Linked DNA regions of Homo sapiens: region 2 is linked to region 1. The links are chromatin loops, found by intact Hi-C in ENCODE. Cell type or tissue: Calu3. All regions are shown on one strand. Each heading gives the region's core, and the rest is flanking DNA. Links, peaks and the distances in the headings are about the cores only.

Region 1 (15,970 bases), core at 3,366-11,365:
TATTTCAATGATAAAAACCTTTTTAAATTTGTCCCCATAGTTACCATTTCTGGAGCTTCTTCATTCCTTCGTGTGGATCCATATTTCCATCAGGGATCATTTTTCTTCTGACTGAATGATAATCTTTAATATTTCTTGTAATGAAGTTCTGCTAGTGATGAATTATTTTAGTGTTTCCATGTCTAAATTTTTTAAATTGTATCTTTGTTTTTGAAAGATATTTTGCTAGCTTGACAGGATGGTCTATCAGTACTTTAAAAATATTTTCCACTGTCCTCTGATGTGCATTCTTTCTGATGAGAAATCTGTTATTTCTATCTTTGTTTTTCTGTACCTACCTAATGTGTTTTTTTAAAATATCTGGCTGCTTTTAGAATTTTTCTTTATCACTGGTTTTGAACAATTTGATTATGATGCACTTTGGTGTAATTTTCTGTATGTCTCTTTTGTTTATAGTTTGCCTAGATTCTTGACTTGTGGGTTTACAATTTTCATGAAATTTGGAAATTTTGGGGCCGTTGTTTATTCCAGTATCTTTGCTGTCATCTCTCCTTCCTCCTCTTCAATTACTTGATTATTATACCATGTGAAGTTGCCCCAAAGTTAACTGGGTTTTTTTCCAGGGTTTTTTTTTTCCATTTCATTTTAGACAGTTATTATTGCTAAGTCTTCAAGCTCACAAATCGTTTCTTCTAATGGTTATCCCAACCAGTGCATTTTTCACCTTGGACACTGTGGGCCTTTTTATGTATTCTATGTCTTTACTTAGTATGTTCAGTGTTTCTTGTAGCCTGTTGAATATACAGAATACATTAAAATAACTTTAAATATCCTGGTCTAGTAATTTTATTACCTATGCTATTTCTCTCTCCTCATCTCAGGGAGGTCTCTGGGCACTCCTTGGATTTCCTCTCCCCGCACTACAGCCCAGAAACTCTCTCCAGGCCACGAGCTAGGGACAATTCACCTAGATTCATCCTTTCTCTCAGAGACCACTGCCCTTCATTGCCTAATGCCCAATATCTTGAAAACCATTATTTCATATATTTTCTCTTTCTTTTTTGAGGTGAGAGAATCAATGAAGCCTGCGTTACTCCATCTCGTCCAGATGTTCTGGTCTTGTCTCATGGATGATGTCAGGCATCTGATTTCAGCTCCGCCAGGCAGCAAGAAGTGTCTCACCAAGTGCTCAGCTGCAGTGGTCTTCTTACAGGCTGTAGTTTTGTTTGTTTGTTTGTTTGTTTGTTTGTTTTAATTATCTTCCTCTCTTCTAACTTTCCTGGGTCTCACACTTTCCTAATTTTCTCCTTTTCCCTCTTTCTGTTGCTTCCACCCTCTCTGTTTTTACTCTTTCTCCTTCCTTCTCTCCTGCTTCCTCTCAAACTTTCAACAAACATTCCCAGCCACTAGGTGACAGGCGCCCAGCTAGGCTCTAGGGAGACAAAGATGAATAGGACAGGATTCTGGCCTCCAATGAGCATTTTGGGTTTCTCTTTCCAAAGCCCCATGCACTCTCCTCACACATATATTCTGACAAATCACAACTGAAGACTGGGGGGGTGGGGGGACTCTCTACAAGTGTCCAGAGTGCAGTGTGTGTGTGTGTGTGTGTGTGTGTGCGCGTGTGTGTGTATTTTATAAGATGTGTATCGTTTTCAAAATTGGTCTGGAACAAATTAGAAAAAGAAACCAAAAAGCACACCAGTGTCATTCAGCTTAGTGTGAGAGAACGAGTGCACACTTTGGAAACAGACTGTGTGTCTCTTCATCGTTTAAAGTTAAGCAAGTCCCTTACCTCTCAGTTTCCTAAGCCAGAAATGAGGGAAGATAACCCAATTCCTCACAAGACCGCAGTGACTATTAAATGAGATAATGTGTAGAAAGTGACCCTGCAGCACCTGGCACATAGTAGGTGTTCGGTAAATATTGGTTTCTCTTTCCCTATTGTCTTTTTCCAAAGAACCTAATGCTGTTTGTAATTCAATGCTTTTGCCATCATATTACCACACTCTATAAGCGATAAAAACTCAAACAAACCAAAAGTTGGTGCCACCACCGTGAGTATACTCTGAGTACTTAGGTAGAAGAATTAAATTAGCATAAAGTTCGAAGGTAAAAGCTGCCGCCTTTCTCACAGGGTTAACTCTTTAGTGACCCTCTCATGGTGTGACACTGTCACCATAACTGCTGGTGTCAAGAATTCAATTGAAAACCAACAGCCTGAGGGTTTTAAAATCCTGTACCTTTAGTAAGTTATTAACTTGAGGATCACAGTGGTATTTATTACTTTAATAATGCATTTAAGGCTACTGTTGCATGCTATTGCATGCTTTTTTTTTTTTTTTTTTGAGACAGAGTCTTGCGCTATCATCCAGGCTGGAGTACAGTGGCATGATCTCAGCTCACTGCAACCTCCTCCTCCTGGGTTCAAACAATTCTCCTGCCTCAGCCTCCTGAGTAGCTGGGATTACAGGTACTCTCCAACAAGCCCAGTTAATTTTTGTATTTTTAGTAGAGACAGGATTTCGCCATGTTGGCCAGGCTGGTCTCGAACTCCTGACATGAAGTGATCCGCACTCCTCGGTCTCCCAAAGTGCTGGAATTACAGACATGAGCCACCGTGCCCAGCCCAGATGCTTCTTTTTTAAGGAGGAATTGACTTTATGTTAACTTGCTATAAAGAGAGAAGCCAATCAGAAGATCCACAGGACAAAAAGCTATGAGAGCAAAAGGGCATATGAAGACAGGGACAGGGCTTAAGGCACTGCCATGGCTTCCCGAGGCAATGAGGATAAAAGCTTATGCTGAGGTCATGATATGCCTGCCCCATTTCTCCTACATTCCCCCGCCTCCCATCTGTCTGTTGTGCTGCTGCCTTCATGTCTCCCAGGTGCCACCTGCTGTCACATCTTTAAGCCTTTGACCTTGTTATCTTCTCTGCCTGCAGCACCTTTTCTCCTTCTTCCTAGACCAACCCCGGTTCCACCTCTAATACTCAGATAGAAGCTTGCATTTCCAAGAAGCCTCTCTGACTCCCCTCACCCTTGCCCTTCAGGCTTGGTTAGATCTTCCCAAAGCTGCAGCCATCGTAAAGTGGAAAAGGAAAGAATAAGCACAGATCAATAAGGCAAACTTATTCTTTAGTTTAGTTGAGTTTACATAGAAATCTGGAATGACATTTGTTGAGAGGCTAATCCCTAAATGGATTCTGGACCATAGAGAGATTTTTCCCATAAGATCAGAGTCTAGCCTATACTTAGCAGCCTCACAATGGGAGAGTGGCTGAAATGAAATCAATGCCTGAAATGCTGGATGTGGGAAACACACACAGGAAAAATATTACAGTTATACATAAGGAAGTGGCCCCTGCTGAGTGCAGCGCATACACCAGTTCACAGCAAAGGCTCCTGTGACATCCCCACTTTAATACACACTGCCTCATCTCTGTCCTCTGCTTTTATGACAGGTCAAATAAAACTACCAGAAAACTGCAAGGGAATGTTACAAAGACCATCATGATTAAGAAGCCATTTTTCTTTTTGTTCTGGGGTGCTGAGATCTCACTGCAGGAGAATAAAGCCTGTATGATTTGGTGTAAATTCATACACATGCACACACTCGCCGCATATAAATGCAGGCAAGAACAGCCATGGGCATGAGCTCATTGTGCAGACAGATCATTTGCACATCCAATTAGGTGAGAGGAGAAATCAGAAAATCCAATTACTTCATCTCAGGTACCCTAAGTTATTATTTCCTCCCAAACCTATTTTCAGGATGAAGACCACCCTGACAATATGCAATCTGATACTTCTGTGTGTGCACTTAGTTACTGCACAATCTGTATCTACAACTCAATGCTCATATTCCAAGTTGGAATCTCTTTCAGGATGCAACCCTGCTTCCTTCAAGTATGTAGTTCGTATTAAGTTTAGAGCTTTTCTCACAACAAAATCATAGGGGAATGAGTTATATTTTCCTTGTTTCAGTCATTGTCAGTTGGGATTTCAAAACACTTATTTTACCAAGTGCTTGTTTATCATTCTAATTGGTTTATGACTGTGTCAAGATGATGAAAGCAACACAGCAATAAACAAGTAAAGACTGTATTTTAAAAATCTTAATGAATCAAGCAAATCCACATACTATCAGTTGTGAAACTAGGTGGAAGCCCAAGTCAGATGCACAGGGGTTTATTCAGCTCCTAATACCTGTGTCCCACGCAGCCCCCAAATGACAGACAGAAGCGACAATAGGCCTTTCATGACAAAGACAAAAATCAACAGTGGCCTTGTTGCTTCTCCATGGTCTTGTTTAATGGCCATGGGAAACCACTGACTACTTTAAGGCCAAATTTTTCTCTGAATATTGGTGAAATGGAAAACGTATCCCCATATCTGGTCCAGGGTATAATACAGAGTACTTGAAAAACATTAATTGAATAAGTAAATATGTATAAGATATACGTGTATATAATTTGCAGAATACGCTGGCACAGTATGTCAGAGAAATTTAACCCTGAGGGCCTCTTCTAAGAGTCATTCAGCTTTGCTGTCATCAAAACAACATCCTTCCCAGGAATGTAAGAGCAGATCAACATCTGGGAAATCTATGCATGTAATGTACCACATTAATAGACTGAAGGAGAAGAGTCATGTGATCATCTCAATAGATACAGAACACGCATTTTAGTACACTATAAATAGAAAGGAAAGAAACTTCCTTGAATTGACAAAAAGTATGTACCAAAGCCTATAGCAAACATTATAATTAATGGAAAAACTGGACTTTTTAAAATTAAAAATAAGACAAGAATTATTATTACTACTATTGCTTATGGTACTAGAGGTCCTAGCATATGTTTTAAAAAATGATACATAAACGAGAAGGATGTTAGGACAAAAAGGCAAACTGTCATTATCTCCAGGCAACATATTCCTTATGAATAAAATACAACAGAATCAACAGATAGACTATTAGGATCACTAGTATTGTTCAGGAAGAAAGCGAAATACAAAATCACACAAAAAAATTAACAGCATTTTTCCACACAAGCAATACACAACTAGAAGATACAACTTTACGAAAGTCATGATAGCTACAAACATTATAAAATATCTGGGAATTGACTAAAGGAATACACAAAATTACTATTTTTAAATAGAAATAATATTTTTAAACTCTAACAAGAAATCTAAAAGAAGATCTGACAAATGGAGAGAATGTCCTTGTTCTTTAGACAACACCAAGTCTGGGACATGGAGAGAGGATCAGGCTCTGCCGGTGGGAATATAAAGTGGTGTGGTCATCATGGAGAGCCATCAGATTCGCCACACCTATGTCCTATGACACAGGAATCTGGTGGTCAGGTTCAGATCACCAAGAACCTCCCACAAATGCTCAAGGAGATATGGGTAAGAATCTTCCCACCGCACTGTTTGGGATCTGGAGAACCAGAGACAGTCTAGGTGGCTACTCTTGTGGGAGTCGGAAAGCATCATGTGTGGGATAAAATACTCTGCCACCACTGGAAGCAAGAGACAGGAGGCACATGCAGCAACATGAATAGATCTTTAAGGCACTCATACTGAGTGGGGAAGAAAAAGAAACAGAATGAGATCAACAGCCGAATACTGTTTATGCAAATTAGAAAGCATACCCACAAACAAACAATACATATACATTTTTCAGCAATACATGCTAATAAACAGATATATATAGGATATTGTATATTATATTTATTATATATATATAATATCTTAGCATGGTTGCTGTAAGGGAAGAGTGGGAGGAGGCAATGGAAGTGAGGAATGGGGATTTGGAAATAAATGATCAATCAATCAATCATTTAACTCTCGAATATTCACAAATATGCCAGCAGATGAGGCACATGATCAAGCTCAACATTTGACTTTATTGTAGATTTTGTTATTGCTTCTATTATGCAATATCCATGCTAGAATATATTTTATCTACCAAGCCAGTACTAGAATATATTTCAGCCTCCATGCCTATTCAATGTATCTAATTTCCTTCTAAAGGAAATAGACAAGTTGTACAAGAAAGCCTATGACTTCCTTTCCTTCCATACTTTAGAGAAAAGTTGTCATAACCCTACACTCTACAAGAACATTTACAGCTTTAAAAAATGTATTCAGTTATACTTCACCCCATTCAAAAAAGAGATGTGATGGCTACAGAAGGAATTGTAGACTATAGAAAAGAAGCAAAGAATAAGACAAGAGAAAGAATGGAAAAAGAAAGGGTTCATAATAGAATAGTGAGAAATAAAACTAAAAATAATAATTGTATCATTTCCTACCTAAATAAAGGCTTGCAAAATGAAATGTAGAGCTTGGCAGGAAATCGTTTTTTGAATTTGCCTGTGATCTCATGTACTCCAGTGTGACGCGGACTTGAAAGATTATGTTATCTGATCTCAACCTCTGTCTTTGCATTCTTCCCTGCTATAGTGCCCAATGAAGCTTGTGCACATACCTTCACGGACAAACTTTCAGGACTAGCTGCACACCAAGGCTCCATCTGTGTTGCTCTACCCCCATCTACTGATAAAAGCCTGCTACTTCTGCTACTTCTCCGGGAAAGCCTCCTCGTCAGTCCTCTTCCTGAGCGAGCTCTGTCTGAGGACCATTCGCAATAGAACGAGAGGATTCACTGCTGTTGTAAATCACTCCACCTTGGAAACTTTCAGGTCAATGTGGTGTATGTTCCAAGAATAATTAATAGTGTTCTAGTTTACTAACTGGTAAGTTACTTTTTTCCTTTTTTTATATCACTTTTGACAATCAAAGAAAAGACAATTATCACTTGAAGCTGTTTTCCCTTCTTTCTTTTGTTTTTTTTTCAAAGTGGGGTGTCAGTTTAATTAGAAAAAAAAATCACACATGTTGTGGTGGTTTTCAGAACATATTGTTATTCTAAATGTGTTGCTGTTGAATGGGTTTTTGTTTGTTTGTTTGTTTTTAAGCTTCACGGATCATCTTTCCACTGGCTTAGAGGGAGGTAAGCATGGCAGTAAATGAGATGCTTACGAAGTGGTTAGGATCCTTCTTGGATGGAGTTCCCCAGCTGGCAGCTGGGGTGAACGGACTTTGAGTGTTTCTGAGTGCTGGAAGAATATTACAGATTTGGTTGAAAAAAGTAGGAGACTTTGCATCTCCACAAATTCATGACGGGAGGCTTTGTTTAATTAAATAGCAATGATTTGAGAACAAAATTATAGCAAATTTTTGTCAAGTTTATCACTTCTGTGAGTCTATTCCTCACCCCACAAACCAAAAGAGAAGACAATTCACCTTTAATTTTGGTCTGCAAGATTAGTCGAGTCTGAGAGAAATTAAATGTCAATTTTTATCTTGGTTCATCATAGCTCTTTAATCAAAGTTGATGCGTCACTTCCCCTGGTTACCCCTGCATCAAAGGCTGACCTGAAAACCTGACACCAAGCTTCCCTGCGCGGGCTGGCTAATTAGGAACTTACTTGTTCCACCTACGGCCTTGGAGAAAAGGGGAGGGCGGAGCTGCCCCAAGGAGGTGGCCTCTTTATGGAGAAGGGTCCAGGAAAGAGGTCAGTGGTAATTACCAAGCCGCAAAAGAGCCCATGTACTCTTTGGACATTATTGGTTCATAAAATGTCTGGAGATTTATTCTAGAAAACAGAAGTCTCGTGTGTTGCATGTCAAGCTGAACTAAATCAGCCTGGCGTGATGAACTAGAGGACTGTGTCGGGACAGTAGGAAAGAATCCATGAAAAAGGATTGTCCTTGGCTTAGGGTGCAACCCAACTCTCCCCACATCAGCCATGTGGTTCTTTCTTTCTTTCTTTCTTTTTTTTTTTTTTTTTTTGAGATGGAGTCTCGCTCTGTCACCCAGGCTGGAGTACAGTGGTGCAATCTCGGCTCACTGCAACCTCCGCCTCCCAGGATCAAGTGATTCTCCTGCCTCAGCCTCCCCAGTAGCTGGGATTACAGGTGCATGCCACCACACCCAACTAATTTCTTGTATTTTAGTAGAGACAGGGTTTTATCATCTTGCCCAAGCTGGTCTCAAACTCCTGACCTCGAGCGATCCACCCTCCTCAGCCTCCCAAAGTGCTAGAATTACAGGCATGAGCCACCGCGCCCGGCCTGTGGTTCCTTCAAATAACGTCGTGGTTGCATCCTAGGCTAGTTGAACTTCACAAGTTCAACTCAAGGCCTCTGTGAAAGGAAAAGAAAGAATTTAAAAATGGAAGGAAATGCTGCCCATCAGTACACTTAGGAAGCGATCGTCCCAGAGGAAGAAGGAGATGGAAATGGGACTCTGTCGTCCTCTGCACAGATCTCAGGGTTTTTCGTAGGTCGTGCCCTTCTAATTGAAAGTAGTCAATTGCTTTATCTGGAGCTCAGTTGAAGAAATAATGGTTTATTCCAAGTTGAGAGAGCAAATATGTTGTGTTATGGGCAACCTATATGTTGGTCTCCAAAGCAGCAACTCCATGAAGGAATTTCGGCTGACTGGACTACATGGAGTTTTTGCTTTGTATGCTAACTTTGGAACCCAGCCCCACAGAGGGGGCTTCTCCACTCCACTCAACTCTGAGCCTAAGCTTTCTCTCCATAAAGCAGAGATAGTAGAAGTACCTTTCTGTTGAGAGGGCACCCAAAAAATGCCTGCCAAACAGGAGGTGCCCTGGAAGAGCCCATGAGCATCAGGTGACCTAGATATGGACTAGGGCTCCACTGCTCACCACCTACTAGCCCTTGCTCCAAGGGTGAAATGAGGTGTGTGCATATGATAGGCTCTAAGGTTCCTTCCAGCCTTGCTCTTGCTTCACTTCTATCTCAGTGACTTATTATACCTTTTCTTTAGAGACAGAGTCTCACTCTGTTGCCCAGGCTGGAGTGCAGTGGCACAATCATCACTCACTGCACCCTTTTATTCCTGGGCTCAAGGGATCCTTCCACCTCAGCCTCCTGACTAGCTGGGACTACAGGAGCATGTCACTGCACCTAGATAATTTTTTTTTAAATTTTTTGTAGAGACGAGGTTTCACTGTGTTGCTCAGGATGGTACCAAACTCCTGCTTCACACATTCCTTCCACCTCTGCCTCCCAAAGTGCTGGGATTACAGGTGTGAGCCACTGTGTCCAACCTATTATACCATTTTTCATATTAGCGCTGTATGATTATTTATTGGAAGAATATCAAAAGGGATATAAACAACCTTTCTATCAGAAAACGCTGCACATTTTCAACAAAACTACAGCAGAATCCCAGTGGAGAAGACACTTACAGAGTGAGCATCTGTTGAGAGTTTGCTTTGTGCCAGGCACTAGGCCTTCTTACAACCCTCACACCATCCCTTGAGGGAGGTACTGTTATTCATGATTGTGTGAATAAGGAAAGAGAGGCAGAAACTTTTAGGAAACACTTAGCTTAGGGAGTGGTGGACCTGGAATTAAACATACTCTTTTAACCACTGTACAGTAAGAATTTTCTCTTAACTAAAGTATCCAGTTCACCCATGTTTCATTTTCTCAGTCATAGGCCAAGGAGAGTCATATGCTTTAATGATAACTGTACTACTAAGAATGAATTAAAAGGGTTTCTGGTTCCAGATGGTGGATTGAACACACCCATTTACATTCTCTTCCTCGAAATCTTCCATTGAAAATACAGTATAGATGTAGGGAAGGAAATTTATCCAAGACTGTTAAGAGTGGGCCAGGTGTGGTGGCTCATGCCTATAATCCTAGCACTTTGGTAGGCTGAGGAGTTCGATATCAGCCTGGCCCACACGGTGAAACCCCATCTCTACTAAAAATATAAAAAATTAGCTAGGTGTGGTGGTGCATGCTTGTAATCCCAGCTACTTGGGAGGCTGAGGCAGGAGAATCTTTGAACCCAGGAGGCAGATGTTAAAGTGAGCCGAGATCGTGCCATTGCACCACTCCAGCCTGGGTGACAAGAGCAAAACTCAGTCTAAAAAAAAAAAAAGAAGAAGAAAAGAAAAAGAAAATAAGGGTGGAACAATAGGGAGGTCAGCATAACATAAATAAGTTAAGTTTTTTAAAAATCTGGAGAACAGAAATTAAATTAATTAAATTAGATATTGATAAAACAAAATTTACAGTGGAAAATGCTGTTGTCCTAATTGGCACATGGAAAGACTAGAGGAGAGGTTAAAGCCACTTTTCCTGGAATGGAAACTCAAGGAACAGGAGAGAAAAGGGGCACATGGGCAGGGGCTGGTGGTTCAGTGCCCCCCTCAAACACTGAGACTTTCCTGCTCAATTTCTGGGCCACTGGAATCAGGGTTCATGACTTCCAGACTAATACCAGGGGACTGTACCCTAATAGCAAGTGAGTGAGTGACCAGGAGAGAATGATTGTTCCTGGGATGGGCGATGCGTCTCTGCTGCAAAGCTCCCCATTTTGCAGCATGGAGGGTGTTTGGAAGAATGTGTCTCCTCCTTCAACCCCACATACCCCAAGAGAAGCTGTTCTTTTGTCATATTGACCTGTTGCTATGACCCGAATGTTTGTATCCTCCCAACATTCCTATAATGAAACCTAATCTTCAATGCAATAGTATTAAGAGGTAATGCCTTTGGGAGGTGATTAGGCCATGAGAGCCCTGTCCTATGAAAGAGGCTGAGGAAGCCTGTTCACTCCTTCCACTATCTGAAGACACAGCAAGAAGGTGCCATCTATGATGAACAAGCCTTCACCAGACACCAAATCAGCTGACTTTGATCTTAGACTTCCCAGCCTCTAGAACTGTGAGCAATATATCCTGTTGTTTATAAATTACCCAGTGTAGGGCATTTTTTAAAGGCAGCCTGAACAGAAAAAGACACCTGTGTACAGGAATAGAAATGTTCAGTATCACAGGAAAGCCAAGCCAGAGGACTGTGCTCACCAGCATGTTTTTTTATTTATAAATTTGAACGGATGGCCAAGAATCAGAGGGTCTATAAACAAAGCAATTAGCGTGAAAGAGAAGAGCTAAGATGAACAAATGTCCAGCATTTAACCCCAAGGGGAAGATTTCAGGAAACAGAAGAGAGCTGTTAGTATCCCCAGGGAAAAACAACCAAACTTCTTGAATCTATGAAACAAAAGCAGAAACATTCAGGGATTAAGTGAGTTCTTGAAAATTAAAAATATCATGACTGAATATAACAAAATAAATGTAGGATTAGAATATAAACTCTAAGAAATCTTCATAAAATGGGTCCAAAGATAAAGAAAAGGAAAAGAAACAAAATAGAAGATCCATCCATGAAGATTAATAGCCACCTCTTTTAAAGTTAGAGAGAAAAAATTCATCAAAACCTACAAAATTATCAAAGAAACTTGAACTTTCTAATTGGAAGAGTCCATCTAATGCTAAGCAGGATAAATGAAAAAGTGTAAAGAAATCTAGAATCCCAGAATAAAGAAACTGTCTTCAATATATAAGAGAGATGGAAACATATATTTATAAAGACACTAGAATCAGATTGGCATCAGATTTATCGGAAAATTAACTGCTATAAAATAATGAAGTCATGTCTTAACAGTTATGAAAGAACGTTAGTTTAAACCAGAATTCTATATCTATTCAAACTATCAGTCAGGAATGAGTGAAATAAAATTTTTAGGCATGCAGAAAACACAAAAGCTTTTAAAATTACTTGAAAATATAGTATACTCAAAGAAAATAAAACATTCCCAGAGAGAATGAAAGAAAACATAGAATCCAAAACATAGAGAAACTAACTTAGAATAAAATAAAATAAGTACTTGGCATCAATGCTATGTAACAAGCCAGGAATTGATCCAAAGAGAAGGGAAGTTAAAGCACGCTTAGAAAAATATTTAGAAAAAAGTTATTCCATTCAACAGTATGATTTAGCAGCTGAAAATTCATAGAAATGTCATAGGAAGGGCATATGTTTCTTTTCTCAGAAAAAAAGAAAAATACAAACTAAATAGCATCCATGAAAGTGTTCAAATACAAAATATTTTGAGAGCACATGTCATAGATAAGCAAGAGTCATTTTCAATGATTAATCTATAAAACCACTGCCTAAAAAGACAAATTCAAATGCAAGCCTGTTGACATTTTTGTCTGTTACTAGTTCTAGTCGTACTGAGGCCCCGGCAGATAATGAAAAGTGTGCTACCTTGTTCCTAATGAAAGGTGAAGGGAGCCCAGAGGCATTGAAACACTCAGGCACCCGGTATTCCAATTTAACATATGTTCCTGACACTACCAAGACTGCAAGCTAAATATTACAGCTAAGGTCCCTTCCAACTTTAAAATACTATGTGCATAAGCTGAGGTTTTCAGTAGTCTGTTCTTGTAGCATGAGAGTGCTCATTTCTTATTTCCCTTTAATTTTGTTAGACAACAGTTGAGATTCCAGTTTTATTATTGTTTTTGTTATAAAGTTGTTGTAAGTTGTGTTTATTCAAATGAATGTTTAAATTATTCTATAAAGCATTATTTGTAAAGGGCTTATGCAATGCAGAATTAGAAAACTTCTGGCCACTGGAACAACAACCCTCAGCTTCATGGCCAGTAAGGATTTTGACTACAGCTATGAAATGTCATGGAGCGGCTGGGTGTGGTGGCTCACGCCTATAATCCCAGTACTTTGTGAAGCCAAAGCAGGTGGACCACTTGAGGCCAGGAGTTTGAGACCAGCCTGGCCAACATGGTGAAACCCCATCTCTACTAAAAATACAAAAATTAGCCAGGTGTGGTGGCGCATGCCTGTAATCCCAGCTACTCAGGAGACTGAGGGAGGAAAATCGCTTGAGCCTGGGAGGTGGAGGTTGCAGTGAGCCGAGATCGCACCACTGCATTCCAGCCTGGGTGATAGAGGGAGACTCTGTCTAAAAAAAAAATTAAAAAAAAAATAACCTCAGTGGGAACCTGGGCTTGAGTAGCACGAACAGAGTAGACACAAAATGGAAATAATGCTGCCTCCACATTGCATTTTCTATAGCTTTTTATGTTACTCTTTTACATGTTGGAATCGGTGTCTGAGCCCGTGTCCAATGCCTGTTTAGATTTTGCATTTGTGATTGGCATATCTCTTTCCCTCTGTGCCCCTGAATTGGTCTCAGTCTCATACTCCTGTCTTCTCTATAAGACCTTTGACTTCCCTTTCATTTTACACATCCCCCTTGCTGCCATCTCTTCCCCTGGACTGTCAACAGAATATAATCAAGGGCTATATATTAAATTCTTTATTTCCCAATAGTTTTATATTCATAATTATAGCTTTTAATTTGAGTCTTGAAAATAAATTAATAAAGCAAGCCTCTAGGCTCAATTGCCTTTTTAAAAATATATTTTTAATTATAAAATAGCTTTAATTTAAAGAAAAACTTCAGATAGTACGAAGAGTTCCCATGCACCCTATCCACAGTTACCCCTATTGTTAATGTTTTCTGTTGGTAGGGCACAGTTGTCATCATTAATTAACCAATATGGATACATAATGATCAATTAAGGTCAATCCTTCATGCTAATTTCCTTCATTTTTACCTAGTGTCTATTTTCTGGTCTAGGATCCCATCCAGGACACCACATTTCATTTAGCTGTTATGTCTCCTTCAGGTCCTCTGGGCTATGACAGTGTCTCAAGACTTTCCTTATTTCTTATGACTTTGACAGTTTTGAAGAGTACTGGTCAGGGGTGTTGTAGAATGTCCCTCTGTTGGAATGCTTCTGCTATTTTCCTCACGATTAGATAGAGGTTATTTGTTTTGTGGAAGAAGAGCACAGAGGTAAAATCCCATTCTCATGACATCATATCAAGGGTACGCACTATCAGCATGGCTTATCACCATGGATGCTGGCCTTGAGGCAGAGTTTTCAGGTTTCCCCACTCTCATTTTTTCCCTCTTTTCATAACATATTCTTTGGAAGGGAGCCACTATGTGTAGCTTGAATTGCCTTTTTTCTTTTTTTTTTTTGAAACAGGGTCTTACTCTGTTGCCCAGGCTGGAGTTCAGTCGTACAATCGTAGCTCACTGTAGCCTCGACCTCCTGGGCTCAAGCAATGCTCCCACCTCTCAAGTAGCTGGGACCACAGGTACATGACACCATGCCTGGCTTTTTTTTTTTTTTTTTAATTTTTTGTAGAGACAGAATCTCCCTAGGTTGCCCAGGCTGGTCTCAAACTCCCGGACTCAAGCAATCCTCCCACCTTGGCCTCCCAAAGTGCTGGGATTATAGGGATGAGCCACTGTACCCAGCCAAGTTACCTTTTATTAGGCCTTCAGTTAATTTGCTTTTTCTGTGGATCAGCAGATAACAATACAAACTTCATCATGTATTGGAATTATAAATGAGATCACCCCACAACTGTAGATTGTGAACCATGCGGGACAGTTGGAAGAAAAGTACAATTCAAAGGAAAAGCAACATTATCTGATTCTCTGCCACCAGCTATAACTATCAATTGACCTTGTGAGGCAACTTGCACTTGTTTTACCTCCTAAACACTCTCAGACAACAATCCACGTCTGAAAAATGTGGTAACTCTCTTGATGAGCTTCTGCTTTGGTTCCTAGAAGAGTTTAGCTTATGCAATCTCTGTTCTGTGGCAATCCCAGCTTCTGGAGCAGCACAGGTAAGTCCTGGACATGAACAGAGGGTGGCAGAAAGAGGACTAAGTAAAGAATCCTAGCGTCATACTTCAATACCACGCAGGGAGCACCTTGATTTACTGGATGGAAATAAATCAGACCATTCTCTATGTCACAGGATTACTGTAAGCATCAATTCGGATGATATAATTTGTTTCACAAACATGAATATTTAGGTTAATGACAATGTACCTAAGCACAGCTAACCAGGAAAATATCATGAGGCACCTAGGGTTAGGAGGCATTGCCAATTCAGCAATTAGGACTTTCTGTGTACTGAGTGATTTGAACACATGCTGTCATTTAAGCTTCATAATTGCTCAGGGAGCTTATTATATTATTACTATGATTATACCCACATTATAGATAAGCACATTGAGGTTGGTCAGGCAAGTGGTCAGAGTACCAGGTATTGAATTCAAGAGTGTCTTACTCCAAATTGCATGCTCTGATAACCCCTAGTACATTGAACACTCCCAAGCATTTTTGCCCCTCCTGACAGTGTGCATGAAAGTGAATGAGGACAAGCAGCAATTCTACGTGGGGATTTCCACAGTTTTAATGATACCCATATAATTGCCAGCATGTATCCAAACTGATGGAATTTGGTTGATTTTTTTTTAACACACCTATTCAAATTCAGCAAAGCTACTGTTGGCTTCCTATGTGATATTCTTTAAAACTCTGATTTAACTTATTTTTTTCTTTGCATTTCAACCCCTGGTGCAGAGTTTAGGAAGCTTTCCTTACTAAATGTTTAGCTGTTAATTCTGAGGTCTGAGGCACCATATCTGCTGTGTCTGGGTAACAGAAGCAGAATTAAATATTACCAAAATAATGCTCCATGGCTGGGAGGATAAAGAACTTAGACACACTGATCCAACCTGCTGGAAGGATGGCTTGATGTAGCCACGGAATTTGGATGTAGATCATCTGAATTCCTAGAGTGCACCCAACTGTGGTCACCATCATTGCAGCAGCACCACCTTATGAGCCCTGAAAAGGCAAAGATTCGCCAGAGGTGTGCTGGAGGACAGCCCATATCACATGTATCCGCTCCGGACTCTAAGGCCAGTGACATCACATTGGTAGCATGAAATCAACCATGGAGGGTATATTTACACCACAGGAATCAGCAAATGCTACAAATCAGGCCCTTTTTTTCAGAAAGCTGATTATTAAACACTTACCAGCATACTACTGGTTTAAGTTCATAGACTTGGCAACTTTTAATGTGGCCTGATAAAACCTAAACCAGTCTGCTGTGCCTCATTCAGGCTCACTCTGAGATACTGGTTTCTTGTACATTTTATCCACC
Region 2 (15,970 bases), core at 3,378-11,377, 930 kb before region 1:
AGGAGAGGCTCAAATGGCACAGTGTGGGTGTGTCAAAATGTGGGAGAAAAGGATTCCTAGGGGAAGGAGGACCAGGGATGTGGTCAACTTGAGAAAACTCATGCACACGCATACACACAGACACGCACAGGCACACACTCAGGAAATAGGGGTGGGGGCATACGTTATTTGGAAAGAGAAAATAAATTAGTCTCATTGAATAATTTTTTCTTTTACGACAGTGTCTCTCCAGTTGGTTGTGCCTCAAATGGCAAAAGTTGCTTTGGGGTTGGGTTGGTTGTTCACTTCATTTGGTTGGATAAGTTCGAATTAACTGAAATCAGGCCAGTTTCTTTAATGCAGGACTTCTCAGAGCCTTTATTATGTTAAGTACAGTATGAATACTTAGAGAAGCTTAGAATATGTTTCTCGATCTAATTGGACCTCAATTTTAATTTTGTTATAGAACTCTGTGAGAAAAAGCTTATAGACACGTTGTAACAAACACTGTGGCCAAGAGGATAGGTGATTAGAGCTAATGGACGGGAGCCCTTAAAGGCTAGGTAAGATAGACTTGATCCTGTAGGCAAGGAAAAGCCACCGAAGCTCTTTGCAAGGGGAGATGATTTTTTACTATTATTTTAATGATAGTTCCAATTTCCAAGGTTGAGACAGCAAGAGTAGCATATTCTCAAACCCTGTGGGGCCAAACTTGTCAAAACAAACACTATACACTCCCTTCTTGGTTTACATAGTCAGCAAGCATGCGCTTTGCAATGATGTTATACTGGAATTAGTCCAAACACTGTGGTTGGAAGTAACCTGCACTCTACAGGTTCTATGGAGTACTGGGCTGATATTTTAATCTTGCTGAGTATTAAAGAGAACAAAGAAAAGAAGCTGGTGTAGATCACTAAGCAAAATCTCTCAAAGGTTTTTGAGCACATATGGCACCTCACGAGAGGAAAACAGGAGTTGTGAGCCCAAGTAAAAACTAAGGCTGCCTTGGGGAGCTCAGACATGTGTTGCTCTTAATTAATATTTGCAGCTGTGGATTCTGAAGGTTCCAGACTTTTCCCCAGAAAATAATTTTTCTAAATATTGCACTTGTCCATGTAGATTTTTAAGAGCTTCCAAGAGTATAGAAGTGCAGCAATGGTTGTTATTCTAATGATGTTATCAGATACTGAGCTGTAGTGAAACCTGTAGATGCTCAAGGAATGATAAAAGGTGGATGTGTATAGAGTAGTCACATGTGTCAGGGACTGTTCCAAGCACCTTCAACCTATCTGCACATGTCATTCTCATAACAATCTCAGAACAAGTGCTATCAATTATGCTTGTTTTCCTAATAAGAAAACTGAGTCATAGGTTAAATACTAATAGTATGCCAAGATCTTACAACTAGGTAAGTTAGAGTAAGATGGAGTTAATTAGAGTTAGGCTTAGTTGGGGCTGGATAGGGTTAGTAAGTGTCAAACTCAAGCAGTCTGACCCAGATCCGTTGCCCTTAACTACTCTCAGCCACATGCTGGTTAAGGATGTGGTTTACGAAGACTTCCCTGTCCCTTCTGTTTTGATAATATAACATTAATAATAGCTAACAGATTTAATCATGCACCAGGAACTGTATTAAACATTTAACTGTTTATCTTATGTAATTCTTATAACTGTTGTATAAAACATGCCAACTTATTAACCCCGTGATATATATGAGAAAACTGAGATACAGAAGATTGAAGTCCGTACTGAAACTCACACAGCTAGTAAGAGTTAATTCTGGAATATGAATCTAGATCTGACTCCAAAAACAGTTGTCACAACTACTTATTCTGTGTAATCATAGCCTTTGGAAATTTGTTAAATAAATTACAGATGAAAATCCCAGATCAGATCTTGTATTTCATGCTTTTCATTTTCTTCCTTTGCCAAGGAAGACTGTGGAAAAATATTGTTCCTGAATCCCTGTGCTTTTGAGAGCTAAATAGGTGTACCTATGATTCATCTACAACATTCATTATGACCTTTAAAAATAGCTCCTTTCATTCACTTCTTTTAAAAAAATGTTCTAAATAAACAAAAATTATACATGGATGAATTTTTTTTCCTCAAACACTAATAAAGCTCAATTGCCCTATTTATATAGCATTTTTCCCTGTATTGATCAAGACAATTGAAAGAAAATACATATGCAAGAATGGCAGGTTATATATAATAATATACCAGTTGAATACTCCAAAAACTGAGAGTTAGAAATACCACAATCAAAATGGAAGATTTGTACACTCAAATGATTTCTTACATTGTCATTTTTCTTTGAAGAAATAAGTTAAATATTTCTTTATGAACTATTTGCCACAAAAGGAATTGCTAATAAGTAAATGCTATACGTAATCTATCTCTTGAATTAAAATTTTAAACCATTTACAGTGAGTTTTCTCATTTTCTTTATGTTCTTGACAACCTTTTCTCCAAATCATTGAAAATGTTGGTATGGGGCTTTCAGATTCTGATTTTCCTGTCTGTAATAAGTGTATTACCATATGTCAATATTTCCCTATAATGCACTATCATTAAGCAAAATATTAATATTTTTATCATCAACCAACTTTTCATTTTCAAGTATGTTTGGAAAGCTTTGAATACCAGTTGATTTTTCTTTTTATTTTTAAATTTCTTTTAAATTTATCTTCTAAAGGTTTATAAATATTTTAATTTAAAAAATTGACAGATAACATTGTATTTTTTGTTGTGAGCCACATGATGTTTTGAAGTATTTATACATTATGGAATGGTTAAATCTATCCAAGTAACAAATACATACATCTTCCCATCCTCCCGTGTGCTCTAAATCCCCAGTCTCTGATAACTATAATTACACTCTGTTTCTATGAGATCAACTATTTTCGAGTCCACATATGAGAAAGATCATGCAGTATTTGTTTTTCTGTGCCTGGCATATTATACTTAGCATAATGTCCTTCAAGTTCATCCATGTTGTTGCCAATGGCAGAATTTCATTATTTTTTGTTGTTGTTGAATTGTATTCCTTTGTGTGTATGTACCACATTTTCTTTATCCATTTATTCATCAATGGGCACTTGTGTTGTCTCTATATCTTGGCTATTGTGAATAGTACTGCAATAAACACGGGAAGGTGGATATCTCTTTAATGTACAGATTTCATTTCCTTTGGATATATACTCAATAATGGGGTAGTTGGATCATATGGTAGTTCTATTTTGAATTTTTTGAGGAACCTCCATACTGTATTTCATAGCAACCGTATCATTTTACATTACAATCAACAGTGCATTTTACATTACAATAAACAATTCTAAGTTCTCCACATCCTCAGCAATACTTGTGTTGTTTTCCATTTTGTTTTGTTTTCATAATGGTCATGCTAACAGGTATAAGGTAAAATTTTCTTGTGGTTTTGATTTTTATTTCCCTAAGGACTAGTGATATTGAACATCTTTTTATATTCTCATTGGCCATTTGTGTATCTACTTTGGAAACTGTCTATTAAGTCTAGTGCTAATTTTTAAATTTGACTAATTGGTGTTTTTTGATGTTGAGTTATAGGAGTTTTTGCGTACTTGTGAGATTTATCCGTTATCAGATATGTGGTTTGCAAATTTTCTCTCATTCTGTCGGTTGCCTTTTAACTCTGTTGATTGTTTTGCTTGCTGCACAGAAGTTTTCAAGTTTGGTGCTATCATTTATCTATTTGTGCCTTCTTGCTAGTGCTTTTGATGTGGTAACCAAGAAATCATTGCAAAATCCAATGTTACAAAACTTTTTTTTCAACTTTGTTTTTCCCTAGGAGTTTTATGGTTTCAGGTTTTGAGGCCTTTAATCCATTTTGAGATAAATGTTGAATATGGTGTAAGGTAGGGTTCAAATTCATTCTTCTGCAAGTGAGTTCTACTGCTTGAGAAGTATCACTTTAGTTCACACTAAATATTCCCCGAGTAAATATCTACTTTAATAGTACTATAGTTGTATTTAAAATAACATTAATTAATAAACACATTAAGAAACTAGACATGAACAAAAATATCTAGAGTTGACTTATCCTTTATAAACTCCATTTTCTTCTTGAAAACAGGCACAATACAATAAGCAATTGCATTTTCAATAACAAACTCAAGCATTACGAATATACGTTAACTTTCCTACAGCTATTTGTTGAAGAGACTATTCTTCTCCATTACAAAGCCTTAGCAGTTTGTCAAAGATCATTTCATTATAAATGTTAACAGTTTTTGTAAAGCATTTTTTTCTGTTTTGTTTCATAGACCTATTGGTCTATCTTTATGCCATTACCATACTATATTGATTATAGTAGCTACGTAATATGTTTTGAAATTAGGAAATACGAGGGCTCCAGGTTTTTAAAATTTTTCTCAAGATTGTTTTGGCTATTTGGAGTCATTTTTTTTATTTCTGCAAAAATGTCATTGGGATTTTCACAGAGATTGCATTGAATCTGTAGATGACTTTGGGTACTATGTGCATTTTAAGAATATGAAGTCTTCCAATCCGTGAAAACAGGATGTCTTTCTATTTACTTATATTGTCTTTACTTTCTTTAGGCAATATTTTGTAGTTTTAGTGTACAGGTGCTTCACCTTCTAGGTTATAGTTTTTCCTAAGTATTTTTTCTTTTTGATACTATTATAAATGAATATTATTTTCTTTTCAGATTATTCATTGTTAATGTATGGAAATGTAATTGATTTTTGAATGGTGACTTGTATCCTCAACTTTGCTTAATACAGTGATGCCATTTGGTCCTGTGCTTTTCTTTGCGGGGGAATTTTTATTATTATTACTGATAAATTACTCGTTCGATCTCATTAGTTATAGATTTTTTATTTTTATCTCTTCATGATTCAGTCTTGGTTGGTTGTATGTTTCTATAAATGTATCCATTTATTCTATGTTATTTAATTTGTTGGCCTACTATTGTTCATATAGTTGTCTCTTATGATCCCTTTTCTTTCTTTTGCATTGGTTGTAATGTTTCCTCTTTTATTTCTAACTTTTGCTAACTGGGTCTCTACTTGTAGTCCAGCTAAAAATCTGCCAGTTTTGTTAAACTTTTCAAAGAACACACTTCATTTTATGGATTTTTAAATTGTTTTTCTATTCTTTGTTGAGTTTATTTCTGCTCTATTCTTCATTATTTCCTTCCTCTGCAAACTTCGGGTTTAGTGTTCTATATATGTCTGTTGGTCTAATTTGTTCATAGTGTTGTTCAAGTCGTCTATTTTCTTGTTGATCTCTCTGGTTGGCCTATCTCTTATTGAAAACAGGGTATTAAAATTTCCTACAATTATTATGTTGCTGTCTATATATCTCTCTATTTCTGTCAATGTTTGCTTCATATATATAAGTGCTCTGCTATTAGGTGCATATATAGTTACAATTGTTATATCTTCCTGGTGAATTAAACCTTTATAACAATATATTGTACTTCTTTGTCTCTTGTGATAGTTTTTGACTTAAGGCCTATTCTGTCTGATATAAGTATTGCCAACCCTCCTCTCTTTTGATTAAAATTTGCATGGAAAAATCTTCCATCTTCTTGTTTTCAACCTATGCATGTCTTTTTTATTTAAAGTCAGTCTTTTATAAACAACATATAGTTGGATCTTGATTTTTTAAAAATTTATTTAGCTACACTGTGTCTTTTGATTGATGAGTTTAACCCATTTATACTTAATTACTGAATTATTATTTCCATTTTGTTAATTGTCTTCTGTATGTATGGTATTAGTTTGGTCCCTCTTGTTCTCTCTTGCTGTCTTCCCTTGGGTTCATTGATCCTTTGTAGTGTCATGCTTTTATTTCTTTCTTAATTGATTTTGTTCATCTTCTATAAGTATCTTCTTTGTAGTTATCATGGGGATCCCATACAACATCGAGAATTGTAGCAATCTATTTTAAAATGAGAACCGCTTAGCTACAATTATATACAAAACTACTCTTTCAGATCTCCTTACCACATACTTGTTACTGATGTTACAAATTACATTTTAAAAAATATTTTGTATTCATTAACATTGTTTTACAGTTGTAGTTATGCTTATATTGCTTACATTTTTTACTTGAATTAAAAGTGCTGTATGCAACACCATTACAATATTATAGAATTCTGTATTTATCTCTATATTTGGCTTTACCAGAGAGCTTTATGTTTTTCTGTGCTTTTATGTTGCTACATAGTGTCCTTTTTGTTCAACGCCAAGGACTGTCTTTGGTAGTTTTTATGTAGGTCTGGTAGTGATGAACTCCCTCCACTTTTGTTCATCTGGGAAGTTATTTCTTTTTGGTTTATGAAAGATAGTTTTGACAGATACAGTTTTTATGTTTGGCTGCAATTTTTATTTATTTTTGCCTTTTGAATGTATCGTCCCACTCACTTCGGCCTCTAAAGTCTCTGCTAAAAAACCCACTGATAATCTTATGGCAGCTCCTTTCATGTGATGAGTTGCTTTTCTCTTACTAGTTTCAAGTCTCTCCTTTCACTTTTGTCAGTCTGAATATAATGTGTCTTGATTTGTACCTATTTGGGTTTTTCTTAGTTAAAGTTATTTGAGCTTCTTGAATTTAATGTGGTCTGTTTTCTTCCTCACATTTCAGATAATTTTGGCCATTATTTCTTCAAATAAACTCTCTGCTCTAATCTTTCTCTCTTCTCTTTCAGACTCTCACATAATGTGTATATTGGTCTGCTCGTGGGTGCTGGTACATCAATTAGACTTTCTTTACTTTTCTTCATTCTTTTTTCTTTTTATTATTATGACTTGATAATTTCAAATGACCTGTGTTAGAGTTTACTGACTTTTTTTTTTTTTTGCTTTGTGAGATCTGCTGTTGATCTGCTGTAGTGAATTTTTCAATTCACCTATTTTATTTTCCAGCTCTAAAATTACTTCGCTTTTTCTCATGTAGTTTCTATCTCTGTACATATTCTCATTTTGCTCATTTGTGGTTTTTCTGATTTCATTTAGTTGTCTATCTGGCATTCTCTTGCAGCACACTGAGCTTCTGTAAAGCAATGATTTTGAATTCTTTTTTAGATAGTTTGTAAATATCAATTTCTTTAGAGTCAGTTTCTAGAGATTTAGTTTGTTCCGTTAATTGGGTCATGTTCTCCTGTTTCTTCATGTGTCTTCTTATTTTTTGTTGTAATTTTTTTATTTGAAAAAACAACTAACACTTCGAGTTTTTACAGACTGATTTCATACAGGGGAATACCTTCATCAGTCAGCATGACTAGAGATTCAGAGGGCCTCTCAAACATGTTATGGAAATGCATTTTCTCTGAGCTTGTGCATGTAATTTCCAGATTAGAGAGATTTGCTGGTTTCTTTTTTAGGAGTTTGTGGGCTCTTGCTCTCTCTTGTGTCTGTCTGTGGTACTGCAGGTTCTCCAGAACTATATGCCAAGCTCTCTTTTGTTCTTTGCAGTCCCCAGGCATTCAAACTATGACAGCTCCTCATCAGTGCCCTAAGTCACATGAGACAAAAATCAGTCCCTTAGGTAGCCTCTTAAAAAGCTAAAAAATTGGACATATATTCGATTCTTCTCTTTCCATCTCATTGTAAAAGTCATTAGCAGGATACTTTTTCCCAATTGTGGTGAGCTGTTTTGGCCTTTGTCTACAGTGTGACAAGTACTGGCACTTCTGGCACTGCAAGAAGCCACTGAACTCTCTTTTGTACTAAGTGGCTACCAGTTATCCAAAGTATTTTGGTTCTATATCAGTACTCTGAGTCAGGTGAAAAAAATACCAGTCTCTTGGACAACCTTCCAAAAATCACACACACACACACACACACACACACACACACACACACACACGTTTTCTATTCCTGTATTTTTTTCTTTAAGCTAAATTAGAAGATGATTAGTTGCTTCAGGTTACAATTTATATAGGAATATTTTAAATATTTTTAGAGAAATATATTCACTTCATTAATGGATTTGGAAATAGATTCCTGAAATAGAAACTTGAAAAAATACTACACATTTACTTATTTAAAAAATCCATTTTATATTCTGCTTTGTTTTGAGAATGTAGTTTGAGTACAAACCAGATTATTTCTGTAAATATGGAGAAAATGTTCATCTTAGTGTATCAAATATAGTGAAAGAAACCAGAATTCCACTGCTTCAGAAGTATCACTTAAGTTCACATTAAATATTTTTCTGAGGAAATATCCAGTTTAATAATGCTATAGTTATATTTAAAATAACATCTTAATAAACATGATAAGGAACTAGAAGTGAACAAAAATATCCAGAGGTCACTTATTCTTTGCAACCTCGATTTTCTTTTTTTCTTTGTGTGTGTGTGAGAGACCAGAATTGTTTAAATACTCAAATCAATCTCCCCAAGCATTAGGGGAGCAGAGTTTTTAAGGATTACGTGGTGGATTGGGGGAAGCCGGTGAGCCGGGAGTGCTGATTGTTCAGGGATGAAATCTTAGGGAGTCAAAGCTGTCTTCTTGCGCTGAGTCAGTTCCTGGGTGGGAGCCACAAGATCAGATGAGCCAGTTTATTGATCTGGGAGGTGCCAGCTGATCCATCAAGTGCAGGCTCTGCCAAATATCTCAAGCACTGATCTTAGAAGCAGTTTAGGGAGGGTCAGAATCTTGTAGCCTCCAGCTGCATGACTCCTGAACTATAATTTCTAATCTTGTGGCTAATGTTAGTCCTACAAAGGCAATCTAGTCCCCAGGCAAGAAGGAAGTCTGCTTTGAGAAAGGACTCTAACCGTCTTTGTTTAAACTATAAACTATGTTTCTCCCGAAGTTAGTGCAGCCTATGCCCAGGAATGAACAAGGACAGTTTGGAGGTTAGAAGCGAGATGGAGTCAATTAAGTTAGATCTCTCACTGTCTCAGTCATCATTTTGCTATTGCGCTTTCGGTCCCTCCCTTTGGGTTTTATAACACCTTAATCTTTAGGTGTAGGCTATGAAGATGGGAAGAGGCTGTTGATCACTCTAGATTTTTCCTGCTTACAGGGGACATAGCGGGAATGGGAGTGAACCCCAAGGAGAGAAGAGTAGACCTGCTTCACAACTGTCTGAGTGTATTTATGCAGGCTTGGCTGGGCTTGCAAGGCTTGTGTGGTAAAAATATACTTTTATTTATGTTTCAGGATGATATTTAAGTAAACAGCATGTTTATAAGATAAATAACGAGTCCTAGGATGAGGACTACAATTCCCAATTTTAAAAGCAAAGATTTGAAAACATTAGTTTGGAGACTTCTAACCCACAATGAATTTAGAATTTAGTCTAAACTGCAGAAAAAACCTTAAGAACGGTTAACAACAGTGTACTTCAGTTTTTCTTTTGAAGCATACTTTTGTCTCCCTCCAGTCCCCATTTTTATTAAAAACAAATCACAATAGAACTGATTTGTTTACAAAAGAAACTTTAGTCTTACTGTATTTGGCCTGATTATTTGCATAAAGTGCAGCAAGAATAATTATTTTTTACTTAGGTTTTTTAAATTGGCTTTGTTAGAACTCTGTTCCATGAAGAATCTCAGATAACACTTATTAAAAGCCGAGCCCAGCCATGGGTCTGTACCCTCAAGTACCTATGAGTTGGGCAAATTCCTCTCCTCTTGAGGTCCCAAGGTAACTTGGGGTTCCTGGGCCTGTTAGAAAGTGACATTCTTTACTTACCACAGGTCAGGAACCTTGTACAGGTTCCTGTACAGGTATCTTGTACAGGTACTCTATGCGGACAAAGTATGAGGCCAGATGCCCCAATGGGCTTTAATTGGCTCTATAAGTCAACTTTGATTCTTTAAAGGAGGCATGCCATTCCAGTCAAAGCCTTGGTAAAATAACCAATTTCTCCAATTATATCCTGTTACAAAAGAAAACAGATTCTTATTGCACTTATGCAATTAACTGTACTGCCATAAATTGAGAATACTCACAAATAGTTTCCAAATTCTGGAGAAATCAGGTAGAGGGGAACAAATATGCTCCAAATTTTGTTCACAGGAGTATATTTTACTCACTTGTTAAAGTTGCAAATAGCTTTAAAGAAATAAGTTATCTTGACTCTGAAAACAAAAGGATCAGCAACGTTTAACACATCAGATCTCCATGAGACTCCTAGAAGTTTCATTTTTTCCTCTATTCAAATAGCACAATTTTTAAAGTTGTCTGAGACCTGCACTCACAGTCCTATATCTGATTATAAACTGCCTTTTGAAAAGGATCAAAACAAGACAAAATGTCTGTGGATGACAAGTAAATAGCCCCTATTAAAGCTACAGGTGACTAGGAATTTTGGTTACTTCTGTGGCATACAACAATTTTATATAACAATTATTATTAATAATGTACATTAAATCATATCAGAATTATAGAAGTTTCCCATAAATTTTGGAACACATACTAATAATATAATATTTATACAAATACAGTCCAAAGAAAACCAAACACCATTCACTCTTCTATTTGAAAGTTTTCCCTCTCTTCTAATGTCACAATCTCCAGAGTTATTAGTCAGAATCCTGCATTTAAGAGCACCTGTTAAATTTTATAGCTGATTATAAAACCATCTTTTAAAGAGGATGAAAATGAGACAACAATTGTCTGTGAATGACAAAAACACTTTTAGGCCAGCTGCAGTTAAAGACATGGTTGACAAGTAAATTTTTTACCTCTGTGGCACACAGTCATTTAACATAATAATTATAATTATTACAGATAGATAACATATACTAAGTCATATTAGAATTATAGGAGTTTTACTTAATTTCAGAACATACGCCTATAACACATTTACACAAATATAACCCAAAGAAAGCCAAACACCATTTCATATTTGGCAGTGCTTCCTGTATGATTTCTATACAAAATGAGCCAAATGTCATTTTTGGACTTTAGAGAACCTAATATCTAAAAGATTAGTCCAGAAAGAGACATACTTTATAATTTGATTTTGGAAAGTTTGTCAAATATCAAAGGTTTAAAACACTTGATATCACAAAATAGAATCCCAGGTTACCTTAAGTCATTCATTTTGGCCAAAATGATAACTCTAAATAAGCTTTAAAAAAGAAAACCTTTACTCTAGTAGAGGAGACTTAGCTTTCCAAGCAACATCCAATAAAGGTAGCATGAGGCTAAATTTGTCTTTTCTCTCTCCTCCTTTTTTTCCCTGCCATTTACCCATGGGAGAGAAAGCAAAAGTCTTTCATTATCTTTTAATGTTACACAAAAATCGTCTTCAAAAGAGAAAAACAAATTTCATGTTTGCATTAGTGCATCCTTAACGTAAAAGCTAGTTTTTTAAATAAAATTTTGTATCTCTGTCCAGTTTTAATTAGTTTGAACATAAGATTTCAATACACTTTTTAGATCCCTTTACAATTTTCCATCAAACAGCAGGTCAATTTTCTAAGAAAACCCTGTTTTTCGGACACATGGGCCCAGATTCTGGCCTTACAACATCATTATCTTAATGTTTTAATCTGCAGATAAAAGCTAAATAATTTCTTTTAAATTTTAGCCAATTTGTTTATACCCACAGAATTTTTTTATCAGATCAATCCTTTTTACAAATCCTTTTTACTTTGCTTAAACCTTCAGTTTTCTTCCGTTACTCTTTTAGGTTAAGACAATCTTTAAAACCCTCTGAACTAGACAAAATTACATTCCCTTTAACAAAAGCCATATTCCTATGCCTTCTTATAATCTTTTACCAAAAACACATTCCCTACACACCTTGTTTGTAAAATTGTCTCTCCAGTGGTCTCAATTGCATGTTACAATGTTAACTCTTAGCAACTTTTATTTTTAGTGAAAAACCTGATAAGTAAGTGATTTTAATTATGTACCAGGGATGGAGCCTAGGAAATCAGACAGAAATGAAGATAAAGTCTGACTCTTTTTAGCATATCTAGAGGGGATGGCTCTCCATATGTCCCCAGGCTTATCTATAATCTAATGCTCCAAAGTAGGTAAATCGAACAATTTTCAAAAGTCAAAGAAATAATTTGACCTTAAAGCATTTAGCAAATCTGATCTCTGACCTTAATTTAGACCAAATGTCTACATTTTCAAGGCTTTTTATTTACCAATAATCTTTAAAAGTGTCTTTATTTCCAAAAGATTACTAAAGTCACGAGAACAAAAGGCATTAAAGTTTCTATTTTTGTGACAAAATATTTAAGTGCTTATCTTTCTAAGCCAATTAATCAGAGCTCTTTTATATATAAATGCCACACACACACACAACACATACAGGTAGAAGATTTGGCATTTGCAAGATTTTTCATTTGCCAGTTTCTTAATTGGATCACTGGCTTCAGGGTGGAGCCCTTGGAGGAAGAGGGCCAGGAAAGCATTTCTGGGGCCAAATAAGCAGCAAATAAAGAGCTGAAGGCAAAGACAAACCCCCAGAGTTAAGTGCGCCATTTTATACTGGATCCTGGATCCCCAAAAGGAGGGAAATATTACGGGAGAAGACAGTGTGGTGCTTTTACCGACGGTGCATTTCATAGCAAGGCAACCCAAAGCTAATCAGCCCATTTTGTAATTAGACCATCACCCATGGGAGTCTCATCTCTCAGTGGGGGGTGGGGATGTTTCCATATCTTCCAGGTGGTCAAGAGCATGCTTCTCTGATCCAAGTGTGCAAAGAGTCAAGTGTCCCTTCATAACTACTATTAGGCATCCCCTATAGCATGTTTTCTACCTAGTTATTACACACCAAAGCTCTCATAATGAGAAGTAATTTTTGATACCCTAAAACCTCTTTCTCTTCTAGAAAATAAGCACAATACAATAAGTAATTGCATTTTCAGTAACGAATTCAAGCATTACATATTTTTGTTGATTTGAAAACACTTTGGACAAGGGTGATGGGAGGGCAGTGGCCTAAAAGAACTAATGAGGAAGCAGGAACCAGGGAGATGCCAAAAAAATTACTATCAGAAAGGATATTTGTTAAGTGACATCATAAACATGAAGTCAAACATATGCCATAGTGTGTAGATGACAATTCCAGGAAAATGTTAAGAATGTAAACAAACTTCATGGTAGAGTGGGAATTTCAGTACCACCATCATTAAACAATTTCAGGGGACACTAGTTCTGTGCAGTATAGTGTAAGTGTAGCCCTTTGTATCTGTACAACATGATGGCTCAAGCATAGTCCTATAAACAGATAGAATTTAGAGTAAGATTAGAAGCAGCAGGATCAACTAGGTGTCCTGGGGGTTGAGACAAATGCTAATGAGAACACCCGGGCGGAGGAGGTGATATGGTTTGGCTCTGTGTCCCAATCCAAATCTCATCTTGTAGCTCTCATAATTCCCATATGTTGTGGGAGGGACCCAGGGGGAGATGATTGAATCATGGGGGTGGGTCTTTCCTGTGCTGTTATCCTGATAGTGAACGGGTCTCATGAGATCTGATGGTTATAAAAATGGGAGTTTCCCTGCACAAGCTCTCTTTTTGCCTGTCACCATCCATGTAAGATGTGAATTGCTCCTCCTTGCCTTCTGCCATGATTGTGAGGCCTCCCCAGCCACGTGGAACTGTAAGTCCATTAAACCCTTTTTTTCTGTATAAATTACCCAGTCTTGGGTATGTCTTTATCAGCAGCATGAAAATGGACTAATAACGGGTGGTATGGCAGATTGGGTGGTAATACACAGGTAAAAAATGGTTTGGATAGGGAATATAGAGAGACAGATGACTCTAAACCATCATTGGCTCCTATGCAGTTTTGCTTTATTTGATTGTATCACAGTTCTGGATTTGGGTATAAGTCTTGAGAAGAGAATTGTAGAAATGCAAGTTGTTTCAAAATGTGTCTAAATCCTATAGAAAAATGGGGACTCATCAATGGTTTTTGCATATAGAATTACCATGACAATACCATTATAGTAGAAAAACTATTCTATAATGTAGGATAAATTTCAATGTAACACTGAGGTGGAAATTTAGGAGTTCTTCTGTATATACAAGTTTCTTTTCTCATTAAAGATTATCTTTATAAGGGTTAATGTGTATAATCCTTAAGATTTTTCTTCTTCTACCATTAAATAATGTGTTAGTAATATCTAATGTTTCAGTGATTACAATTTGGAGGTTATTTAGAGACCAGAAATGAGATGTTTAGGATCTGAAAGCAGTTAGTTTAAAGAAAAGGAACTGAACAACCAAGGATACTGAAATGAGAGTCAATAGGACTTGAGACTTTGAAGTTCTTAAGGACAGCTTAGAACAAATTAGAGGAATGACACTATTATCCCTAAAAATGGAAGTCATTGTTTGTGGGGTTGGGTATTGTAAATGAATCTGTTTAATGGTGAGATTATGTGTTGTAAACACCTCTTCACTGTAAACTGTCATTGTTCTAGAATCTTTAGAATTTACAAAATCATGTTTTAGATCATTGTGAACAAAATACTGCTTTTGGCATTTGTATTTCCTATCTATTGGCACAGTAATGCTGTAACAAACCACACAAAACCTTGTTGGCTTAAAACAACAACCATTTATTACTTCTCATGAGTCTGCAGGTAAGCTGGGTAGTTCTACTAATTGGAAGGTACTCGTTTGAGCTCAGTTTGTCCATGGTCAGCGACACATCAGAGACAGCTATCTTATGTTGGCCTCAACTGCAATGATTCAGAATTCTCCACTTGTCTAATACATCCTTTCATCAAAATAGACTAGATTTGGGCCAGGCGCGGTGGCTCATGCCTGTAATCCCAGCATTTTGGGAGGCCGAGGCGGGCAGATCACCTGAGGATAGGAGTTTGAGACCAGCCTGACCAACATGGAGAAACCCTGTCTCTACTAAAAAAAAATACAAGATTAGCTGTGTGTGGTGGTACATGCCTATGGTCCCAGCTGCTTGGGAGGCTGAGGCAGAGTCGCTTGAACCTGGGAGGCAGAGGTTGTGTTGAGCTGAGGTTGTGCCATTGCACTCCAGCCTGGGCAACAAGAGCGAAACTCTATCTCAAAAAAAAAAAAAAAAAAAAAAAATAGACGAGATTTGTCTGCGTGACAATTGCAGAAGACCAAGAGGAGTAGAGATGCAGAATTACTTTTGAAGACTCTGTTTATATGAAATTTGCTTCTGTTCTGTTGGCACAAGACACATAACCAAGGACAGAATTAGTGTGGGAGGGTATGACAAAAGAATGTGATACGGAAAGGCATTGTTGAGAAGACTGCATTTAATGTAAAGGCTTTCAGAGACTCCTCCTTTGTGTCAATAAAAAAGACACAGCATCAGATGGCTGTCATTATTTTGACATAGCAAAGGGCCCTGGAGTCTGTCAGTTGACTTCTCTAATCTATGGCCATAAACTCATTCTTGAATACTGGAAAATTTTTCTGCATTTCTCAAATTTCTTTCACTGGTATCTACAAGTCAATCCCATAGTCAAAATGAAGTTTGTAGAATGAATATATTGTGGGAATATTCTTCCACTCATTTTTACTGCCTCAAGTCATTTAGGTGGCCTTCTGTATATAGAAGAGTTTATTTTCCCATTGAAGATTATCTTTTCAAGGGCTTATATGTCCATTTTAGATCCTTTTATTTATTTCAAATGGTCAAGCTTAATTTTCCGTGGAGATTTTTCTTTTTCTAGCATTAAATAATGTATTAGTGATGTCTAGTGTTTAGGCAATGTATTATTTTTAAAAATGTTGGCATTATCTTCATTTTAATCTTGAATTTTTTCAGAGCTCAAAGTCATTTTTGATATTAACCATTGCTTTGAAAAAGGAATTCCATAACCACATTTACTTGTGGGATATCATGTGGACAGAATATAAAAAATTCCATCTGTACCTTTCCTTTTTTTTACCCCAGTATTAGTTTCAATGGGCAAGTATCTAACTTTCCAGAACTTCCTCCTCCACAATCTGTGGGTCCTTGAAGGTATAAGAGTAATGTTAGGCTGGGCGCAGTG

What was found. Peaks named below come from ENCODE experiments on the same cell type or tissue, not always from the same donor. Only the 100,000 strongest peaks of a DNase experiment are listed, where the experiment ranks them.
Region 2: it touches region 1 in a loop (18-fold over the local background); 4 of 110 quality-filtered maps call a loop at or near these places.

Annotation. Positions count from the first base shown.
Region 1 is chr15:98,171,601-98,187,570 of GRCh38, forward strand. No RefSeq gene overlaps it. Among named protein-coding and RNA genes, the nearest start is that of LINC01582, 91 kb to the left of the region's middle. RefSeq lists an enhancer at 6,620-7,819. In Calu3, for the core only: a CTCF peak has its summit at 6,539; a DNase peak (open chromatin) is centred at 6,571.
Region 2 is chr15:97,238,563-97,254,532 of GRCh38, forward strand. All of the region lies in intron 2 of LINC02253 (long intergenic non-protein coding RNA 2253), which reads left to right. Among named protein-coding and RNA genes, the nearest start is that of LINC02253, 12 kb to the left of the region's middle. In Calu3, for the core only: a CTCF peak has its summit at 7,416; DNase peaks (open chromatin) are centred at 7,409 and 8,529.